Linked DNA regions of Homo sapiens: region 2 is linked to region 1. A link is an interaction called in ENCODE POLR2A ChIA-PET data of the cell type or tissue named here. Cell type or tissue: IMR-90. All regions are shown on one strand.

Evidence for each region. ChIA-PET counts read pairs that join two places held together with the same protein. Peaks named below come from ENCODE experiments on the same cell type or tissue, not always from the same donor. Only the 100,000 strongest peaks of a DNase experiment are listed, where the experiment ranks them.
Region 2: POLR2A ChIA-PET joins it to region 1 with 7 read pairs; 2 of 35 experiments call an interaction of 5 or more read pairs at or near these places.

The regions. Positions count from the first base shown.
Region 1 is chr11:36,082,634-36,087,633 of GRCh38, forward strand. The region is part of intron 3 of LDLRAD3 (low density lipoprotein receptor class A domain containing 3); the gene reads left to right. Among named protein-coding and RNA genes, the nearest start is that of MIR3973, 75 kb to the left of the region's middle. In IMR-90, no CTCF peak of the experiment used is centred here; no DNase peak of the experiment used is centred here.
Region 2 is chr11:36,429,404-36,434,403 of GRCh38, forward strand. PRR5L (proline rich 5 like) reads left to right here. Exons shown (of 9, transcript NM_001160167.2): 5 at 2,450-2,507. Among named protein-coding and RNA genes, the nearest start is that of TRAF6, 78 kb to the right of the region's middle. In IMR-90, a CTCF peak has its summit at 2,590; a DNase peak (open chromatin) is centred at 2,588; H3K4me3 peaks cover 377 bases; H3K27ac peaks cover 343 bases.

The DNA.
Region 1 (5,000 bases):
GCTGTATAATATTCCCCTGGTATCAGTGTGCATGCACACACATACTCATGTTCACTCCCTCTTTCCTTGCAGCTTAGCAGTCTTGCTGTTGGGTTTAACTACTCCTTGCCTTGGATACATGCAGATCCTTCCTTTTAGCATCCTGCTGTCCACAATGACTTTGCGTACAGCAGCCTCAGTGACCTTCAAGCCTCTCTTCTTCGCCTTTAATACTGGCCCAGCTCGCCCATCAGGTTGCTTCATACCTGCCACTGGTCACTCTGGTCACTGTTTCTTCTTCTTTCCCCATTCCTCAAAATGTTTAGACTACTTGAGCATTCATAATTATCATTGGCTCTGAACAAACTTACACGTTTATTTTCTGTGCATATATATATAAAAGACTTTATGTTTTAGAGGGGTTTGAGGTTCACAGCAAAACTGAGAGGAAGGTACAGAGATTTTCCAAATCCTCTGCCCCAACACATACACAGCTTCTCCCATTATCAATATCCTCGGCCAGTGTGATACAATCGTTACGATCAAACCTGTGTTAACACATCAAGTCCATAATTTACATTAGGGTTCACTCTGGTGTTGAACATTCTATGGATCTTGATAAGTATATCATGACACATAGCCACCATTATAGTATCATACGGAATAGTTTCACTGCCCTAAACATTTTCTGTGCTTGTCCTATTCATCCCTTTTTGTACCCCCACCACATATTTTAATAAATATTTTTCTTCTCATTATTGTAAAGAACTTGGAAAATATAAACAAGTATAAAGAAGAAAGCAAAACTGCCCATATCCCGTAAGTTAGAATGAGACACTATTCATATTTATCCCATTGTTGGAGATACTAGATTGCTGGAGAATTAGATGAAATAATAACCGAAAAGTAGTCAGTATAATGGCTGGCACAGAGTAATTGATTTTTTAAAATAGTGGTTTAAAACAAAACTGTAAGAGAAGACCATAGTTACTAGGATTTTGCCTTTGATTTTGGACTTACAATATACTTCTTTTGTATTTTAGTTAATCCTTTAGTAAGTGAGTATCAGCTTGATCTCTGCTTCCTGCTGTCCATGGGGATCTTATAATCTAAGGGAGAAATTACACACACACACACACACACACACACACACACACACACACACACACCCCAGAATAATCCAATGGCAATAAAATGCAAGTATGACGCATTATAGTATAAGCATTCTAAATGATTATGTCATCCTATATATTCCCTGCCATAATTAAAGACCTTGTATGATTTAAATGTTTGGACATTTGTCTTTAATTTTCTCTTTTTTTTTGAGACAAGGTCTTGCTCTGTCACCCAGGCTGGAGTGCAGTGGTGCCATCACAGCTCACTCCAGCCTCAACCTCCTGGGCTCAGCTAATCCTTCTACCTCAGCCTTGTGAGTAGCTGGGATCACAGGAGTGTGCCACCACACCCTCCTAATTTAAAAGCAATTTTTTTTTGTAGAGATGACATTTTACCCTGTTGCCCAAGCTGGTCTCGAACTCCTGGGCTCAAACAATCCTCCCGCCTTGGGTTCCCAAAGTGCTGGGATTATAGGCATGAGCCACCATGCCTGGTCTGGTCTTTAATTTTCTAAATGAGTAAATTATACCCATTCCAAACTATGCCAATGAGGATTAAGCCAGCATCTTCCTCTGACATAGCTACCATTTAAAAATAGTGGTTCTGAAGCCGGGCGAGGTGGGGCACCCGTCTTAACCCTAGCTACTCCAGAGTGTGAGGTGGGAGGATTACTTAACCCCAGGAGTTCAAGGTCAGCCTGGGTAACATAGCAAGACCCCATCCCTATAAAAATAAATAAGTAAATACAATTTTTTTTAATTAGAAAAAATAGTGATTCTAGCTCACTATGTTGGAAAGTGGTAAATAAAAGTATGAGTCAAACTATTTATCCCCTCGTTCCTATGTGAATTATACTTCAGAGTAATCAAATAGCTGACTTTAAAAGGTTATTTTTTATTGAAGAATACCAGCTAATAGAAGAATAAAGAAATTAGAGTATCTTCATTTTGTAACTCCTAATGAAAAATGGGTCTAGGTAATGATCATCAATGACTGCTTAAAACCATTAGGTAAAAAATTGATGGGGCCTTCATAATGGAGAGATCAGGCTGAAAACTCCTGAATCTACCAGTCAGTCTTCTCACAGCTTTGAATCAGTGTGGATTCACTTCAAGTAGAATGTATTAATAGAAACCTTGCCACTCTCTAGGTCGCTTTAGAGTATAGTTGTCTTATATAATACATCTGTGTACGTTAGCCACCCCACAAGACCGTGTTTTAATTTTTGCTTTAAATATTCAAACATATTTTGAAGAGTTCCAAAGGTATTGTATTTACCCAGATATTCACCATTTGATCACTCTTTCCTTCATTCATGATATTGCCAAGTCTTCTTCTAGTATCATTTTCCTCCTCTGTGAAGAAATTCCTTTAGCAATTCTTCTGAAGTTGGCAACAAATTATGTTAGCTTGCCTTCATCTGAGAATGTCTTTATTTCACCTTCATTCCTAAAGGATATTTTTACTGCATATAGAATTCTGAGCTGACAGTTCTTTTCTATAAGCACTTTAAGTATGCCACTTCTATCTGGCTTTTACGATTTCTGGAGAGAAATTTACAGTCGTTCAAGTTGTTTCCCCGTAGATTATATATCATTTTTCTTTAGCTGCTTTGAACTGTTTTTTTTTTTTTGTCTTTAGTTTTCATCAGTTAGATCATAGCGTGTCTGGGTATAATTTCTTTGAGTTTATCCTGTTAGGGTTCTCTGAGCTATTTGAATCTGTAGGTTTTTGTCTTTTGCTATACATGTTCAGCTATTATTTCTTCAGATATTTTAAAAGTATTATACGTTTTCTCCTTTCTTTATGGGAGTCTAATGACAACAATGTTAGATCTGTTTTTATAGTCCCACAAGTCCCTGAGGCTCTGTGAGTTTTTATTTTTTTATATTTTGGGGGGTAGGTCAGGGTTTCACTCCATCACCCAGGCTAGAGTGCAGTGGTGCGATCATGGCTCACTGCAGCCTCAACTTCCTGAGCTCCAGTGATCCTCCCTCCTCAGCCTCCTGAGTAGCTGGGACCACAGGCATGCACCACCATGCCTGGCTAATTTTTTTTTTATTGTATTTTTTGTAGAGGTGGGTTTTGATATGTTGCCCAGGTTGGTCTCAAACTCCTGAGCTCAAGTGATCCGCCCGCCTCAGCCTCCCAAAGTGCTGGGATTATAAGCATGAGCCACCACACCAGAGCTCTGTTCATTTTTAATCACTCCTTTTTCTTTTTATTGTTCATATTGGACAATTTCTGTTAATCTGTCATCAAGCTCACTTACTCTTTCATCTGTCATCTCCAGTCTGCTTTCAAGCCTATATAGTGTTTTGTTTTGTTTAGTTGTTTAAATTTCAGTTACTGTATCTTTCTGTTCTAAAATTTCTTTTTGGTTTTCTTTATATCTTTCTTTGCTGAGACTTTCTGTTTTTCCATTTGTTTTGAGAGTGTGTGTGATTGCTTACTCGAGCATTTATGTAATAGCTGCTATAAAATCTTCATCATATAACTTCAACATCTGTGTCATCTTGGCATTTGTCTGTTGATTGTCTTAACCCAAATGAATTGAGATTTTCTTGGTTCTTAATATGACAAGAAATTTTGGATTATATTCTGGATATTTTGATTATTATGTGTGACACTCTGGGTCTTATTTGAAGCCTAGCGGGAGTGCTTATATATGTGTTTTTGTAGGTAAATGACCTGCGCAGGTCAGGCCACAGTTTTCTACCAGCCCTCTGTGGGCTATGGTTACAATCGTTTTCACGCTGTTTTTGCAATGCTATTTGGATGTATCCTGCCTATGGCCCTACCAGTAGTTTGTGAGTTCAGTCTTTGATGTGCTGATTAGGACCAGGTCCATGTGCATGCAGCTTGAGGGGATCATCCTAGGAGTTTGTAAACAGTTTTATGGGTTAGCTTTTCTGAGCTCCTTTCTCTTCTTAGTGTCTCTGGTTCTTTCCAGTTCCCTGGGGCTCCAAAAGGGAGAAAATACGGTAAACTCGCCACCATTTTGGTGATAGTTTAAATTTTGGTCTTATTCTCCATTTGGCCTGCTCCAAATTACCCTTCACAGCTACTGCATGCATTCTCTTCAGGTTTTTTAAGTGATATTCAGTGGGAAAGCCAGAGTGAGGTGTGATGACTGCATCTGACCTGGAGCAGGAACTTCTATAAGCCAGTTTCAGCAGCACAAAAAGACAGTCGTCTGATGCAGTGCAAAGGAATACGCATCACCATTATGAGATTGTTCTGCCAAAATCATCCCACCTGAATCTGATTGAGCCTCTAAATCTAACCATTAGTTTACTGGAAATTCAGGGACAGGGGAATATGTTAATGACCCCACAGGGAGGCAAACTTTTAGATACAGAATGTGGGAAATTCTTTAAGACCCAGTTTCATTCATAAATAAACTCTAAGAAAAAAAAACAGAGGAAAAGGGAACTTACAGATTAAGAGAGTAAAAGACAAATTAACTAAATGTGATGTGTGGACCATATTTGAATGCTGATCATACAAATCAACTATTAAAAAAATTGAGATAGAGAAATTTAAATCATGGTTTGATACTTGATATTAAGGCATTATTATTTATTTTTAATTGTAAGAATGATATTGTGTCTATTTTTTAAAGTCCTTATCTTTTAGAAATATAGTGAAGTATATAAAGAGATTATGTGCTATCTGGGATGCACTTCAAGCCAATTCCATCAGGGATTGAAACAAAATGTTCAGTGAGTTGATAATTGTTAAACCCATGGAGTTCAATAAACCAGGCTGTATTTTTGTATATGTCTGAAATCTTCCATAATGAAATGGTGAGAAGAAATAAATAAAAGTTAAAGAAGTGGTTCTGTTTGGTGATGTCTTGACTTTAACAAAAATAACTAGAGAGTTATATTTTTAAAGAACTT
Region 2 (5,000 bases), 350 kb after region 1:
AGGACCTAAAATTCTAACAAATGAATGGTTTGAATTAATTTCTGTTAACTCATGCTATCACCTGGACTAGGTTTTCATTTCTGTCCATGCCTCAGTTCCCCCTATCCTCCCCCCATGTAGATAATTATAGTGATAGAACAAAATGATGAAAATTGAATCACAGAGGCGATCTCTATTACCTCTATAGGTGCATCTCAGAAATGTGAAATTAGGGAGGGTTAGGAAAGTTGTTTTAATAGAAGCCTGGAACATCAGTGTTGACACTAGATGTGCTGAGAAGAATGACATTTAGGAGCCCATGCACAGAATGCTAAGGGGACGTTCTGAGAACCTCACCTGGACTAGGTGAAAGGGACCAACCAGGTGGAGACTGCAGGGCACAAATGAGATTTGTGCTAAGAAGCATTCAGGTGGAGTGGTTGCCATCTGAACACACCTCCACAGACCACTCATGTCCAGCTCAGCTGTCACAAGATGTCGATTTGGTGCTGATGTATTTTCTTGCTTTCTGACCCAGAAAGTCTTGCCATGACCCAGCTGGGATTCATGAACTTGGCTGGAAGCTAAAGAACAGGTTAGGGCTTTGTCTTTATTGCCTGTGTGTTTCACAATTCTTTGTGAAGGAATTGCTTTTTTTTTTCCTTTAACAAAGTTGGTGTATTCCTATATGGTGTCACTGTAACTTTGATTTGGTGTTCTATCTGCCATCTTGAAACTACATGGTGGCTGGGTGTGGTGTCTCACACCTGTAATCCCAACACTTTGGGAGGCCGAGGTGGGCAGATCACTTAAGGTCAAAAGTTCGAGACCAGCCTGGCCAACATGGTGAAACCCCGTCTCTACCAAAAAAGTACAAAAATTAGCTGGGCATGGTGGCTGGTGCCTGTAATCCCATCTACACAGGAGGCTGAGGTGGGAGAATTGCGTGAACCTGGGAGACAGAGGTTGCAGTGAGCCAAGATCCCACTACTGCACTCCAGCCTGGGTGACAGATCAAGACTCCATCTCAAAAGAAAGAACTACCTGATGACCAGTTACTTTTTCAAATTAGGTCATATTTTGTAAATCTTAATAGGAGTATGAATTTGGTTAATGTGTATCCATCACAGAAATGGGATAGTACCTTTGATAAAATGTTCTATTAGTACATTTTATAAAGGCCCATTCACTACTGACTCTCAGCCTCCCACTCCTTTTTTGAAGAAGTTGGGCTGAGATAGCAGCTATTACTATTCCTACCACCAGTGCTGATTACTAAGGACATAAAATACTGTGTGTATGTGTTTATAATGATTAATGTGTTTATAATGATTATAATGAAGAATGTTATGGTATTGCTAGTATTATGCCATTTTACATATGAGGAGCTTGGGACTCAGGGAAATTAAATACAAAATCGCACAGCTAGAATGTAGCTGAGCTGGAACTTGAACTGATACCCAAGTTCTTTCCACTCTGCTCCATATGCTTCTTTTATCATTGCAGTAGGATCTAGGGTTTTATAATGGAGAAGGCTAAAGAATGCATTAGGTACTTTGGTAAGATACATATCACCTTTGCAGCTGCCTCTCCCATAATCATAGGCCTGGGTAATCTAATAATATGACATGAGTGTAAAGACACCAGCCCGTCATTGATCTCTGAGCTTCTGTGACTTGCAGAAGTCTTAGGGGGCCAACTATAGCCTTTCAAGGGAAGAAAGGGGTCTGGGTGGGAAGACTTGCTGGAAGGCAGCGAAGTGGAGTGGAAAGAACATGGCTTACAGACCCAGGAAGACCAGGTCTGTCTGCCTTGAGCAGTCTCTTCACTAACCATCAGTAAAGTGAGGACAGTAGCACCAACTTGATAGGATTGAATTAAATGAGATGAAGGATATAAATCTTATGATGTAGACAGGACGCTCAACAATTGTTAGTTGCAGTTGCAAGAGGACTTTACTTTCTCTTTCCACAATTTCCCATGCACACATTCATTGACAGATGCATATTCACTGCTGCTTAAGATTTTGCACGCAGTCTCTTTCATGCTAGTGTGAGAAGCCCTAAATTTATCTTTTTTTTTAAAAAAAAATATGTTATTTCTGCATAGTTTCCCATTGCCTCAATGCTTCCTTTTGTGAGTTTAGATCACTAAGGGCCTCTAGGACACTGGGTGTCAACAATAGCGAATTCATCCCAAGTTTGTGTCATGCCTCTTCCCTCGTCTGAGGGATGAGGGTGGCGGTTGGGTTTGCCTCTTATCTCACTCGTTCTTTTGCTATGGGAAGTCTCACTGTCTTCTCCGGAAGCCTTAACCTTCCAAGAGGAAAAAAGGCTTCTTAAACTCCGAGGCACGGCTAGAACACAAGTGCCTAGAACTCTGTGCCCTTGCCCACTGGAAGTGGAAGAGGGTTCATCACTTACGCTCTGGAGTTGTCCAAATTCTTATGTTCTTTGTTCTCTTTTGGCAGAACCAGCTTCTTGCAAAAGGACTGTTCTTTGTGGAGGAGAAGATCAAGCTGTGTGAAGGCAAGTACAAGACAGCCCTGGTAGACTGGGGCCTCTGTGACTCAGTCTTTGATGTCTGGACGGCTGAGATGCTTCTGTCCAGAAGGGGCAGGCTCCAAGCGAGTGATTCACCCTGTCCGTTTCCTCCCTACCTAGGCAGCAGCACTTTGATTTGAGTCAGCTGCTCACAGCAGTGCAAGTCAGAACTGTGTTTCAGAAAAATGTAGTGGGACGGGGTGGTTTCTTTGGAGACCTTGTTCAGGGTTTTTTTTTGTTTTGTTTTTGTTTTTGTTTTTGTTTTTGTTTTTAATGGGATGCAGGCTGGTGGTCACCTTTGAAGGTATAAGTTATACTGTGAATCCTCCATGCTATTTCCTCTGGTCTGTCCCGAGCTATTTCCTACAGGCCTTTGTAATATTTCTGGGGAGTCATAGAAGAGAGGAGTCCTGTCCATTTGCAGGACATTAGGCTAAGCAGGCACTCACTCAATAGGGTATGATTTGATAGATAAAGGGAAATTTCCTGATCTTAGAGTTTAAAGTCCAACTGACAGGAAAGAAAGGAACTGAATGGAGATAGAAACAGGTTCCAAAGGCAAGAATTAGCCAACCCCATGACTCTACCAAGGGCTACTCTTAGCTCCCACCAAAGTGGGGCTTGATCTTAGCTTGCCACCTCCTTCTTGGGTGACTTTTGGTTAGTTACTAGTTTCTCCAAGTCTCAGCTTTTATCATTTTTGAAGTGATAAATTGGGGTGAGGGGTTGTAGGGAATATAAGGCACATGAGTGGCATAACACCATACCTGGCACACAGGCGAACATACCGGACCCTTTCTTTTTTTTCTGCTCCAGCCTAATGAACCGTAGATCAAACTTACTTCCAGATCCAGACTTATTAGGTGTCATGTCATCATCCTTTTGTTTCTTCCCATTCCCTGGGAAAGACACGAGTGTGTCCAGGAAAGGGGCTCCTAGAAAGACAAAGTAGGAAGGAAAATGAGAAACTGACGCTGGAAAGTTCCAAGGTCTGGCAAACAGTTAATGCTTACCAAGCCTTGGGAAGAATAGAGGTTAGAAATTAACCTTTGCACATTTGAGAGTTGGCTGAACCTGTAGCCATTCTTCCCTTGAATACATCGATGACATTTTTTTTTCAACCTTATAAATACCCAATAACCCAAGACCTTTAGAAAAAAAAATTTAAATTGTGGTTAAACAAAACCCCACACAATATAAAATATACCCTCTTTATAATTTCAGTACTTTACAGTTCAGTAGTGTTAATTATATTTACATTGTTGTGTAACAGATCTCTAGAACTTTATCTTGCAAAACAGAAACTCCACGTCCATTGAACAACTCCCAACATTGCCCCCTTTCCTCAGCCCCCGACAGCCACCATCTTATTTTTTGTTTCCATGCTTTGACTAATCTAGGCGTCTTATAAGTGGAATCATATGGTGTTTGTCCTTTTGAGACTGGCTTAGTTTTATTCAGCATAAGGTCCTCAAATTCATGTTGTAGCATGTGACAGGATTCCCTTCTTATTTTAAGGCTAATATTCCATTTTATGTGTATGCTACATTAGCTTTATCCTCTCATGTGTCAAAGGAAGGGGCTTATTCTTAGGTGACTTGCTTTGACCAAGAATTTAGTGGCTCTTTTGCTTCTTTTTTTGAGACAGAGTCTCACTTCTGTGGCCCAGGCTGGAGTACAGTGGCATGATTTCGTCTCACTGCAACCTCCACCTCCCAGGTTCAAGTGATTCTCATGCCTCAGCCTCTTGAATAGCTGGGATTACAGGCACGTGCCACCACGCCCAGCTAATTTTTGTATATTTAGTAGGCGTTTCACCATGTTGGCCAGGCTGGTCTCGACTCCTGACCTCAAATGATCCACCGCCTTGGCCTCCCAAAGTGCTGGGATTACAGGCATGAGCCACTGTGCCCAGCCCTCTTTTGCATTTTGGAGTCAGGCTAGTACAAAAATGTGGAAGACAACTGCGTGGTAAAGGGAGGGAAAGGAAACATTATCCCTGGCCATATTAATTGTATGTATGTTATCTGGGGAGTTATTACAAGCTCCTGGAAATGTGGAAAAACAGCTCTATGAAAAAGAAACTGAATAAAACCAGAGGTTCAAGTGCCCTTAAAAGGGGAAGTTGAATGTCTCTCACCCAAGTAACCCTCATCATAGATACACTCAGAGTGAAAACTCAGAAATGGGGCTAGACAGGATGAACAAAGTTCATCCAAGATTCTGTCCCCCTGCCCTGGCATGGCCTGAGAGCACCAGGCCTGGCATATTCTCTGAGTCTCTTCTAGTCTTAGAGTTCTGGGTGTTGGGGCCTGTTCTGTACAGTGAATAGGCATGTGGGGAACCTTTAAGGGACTCTGCCATCTTCAACCAGGCATCTCTACTTTTTAATTTTATGTATTAGAACTCCAAGAAAAATTGTGTTTGGATAAAACTTGCTATAAAACAAAGTTTGAAAACAATTAATATGATCCGTCC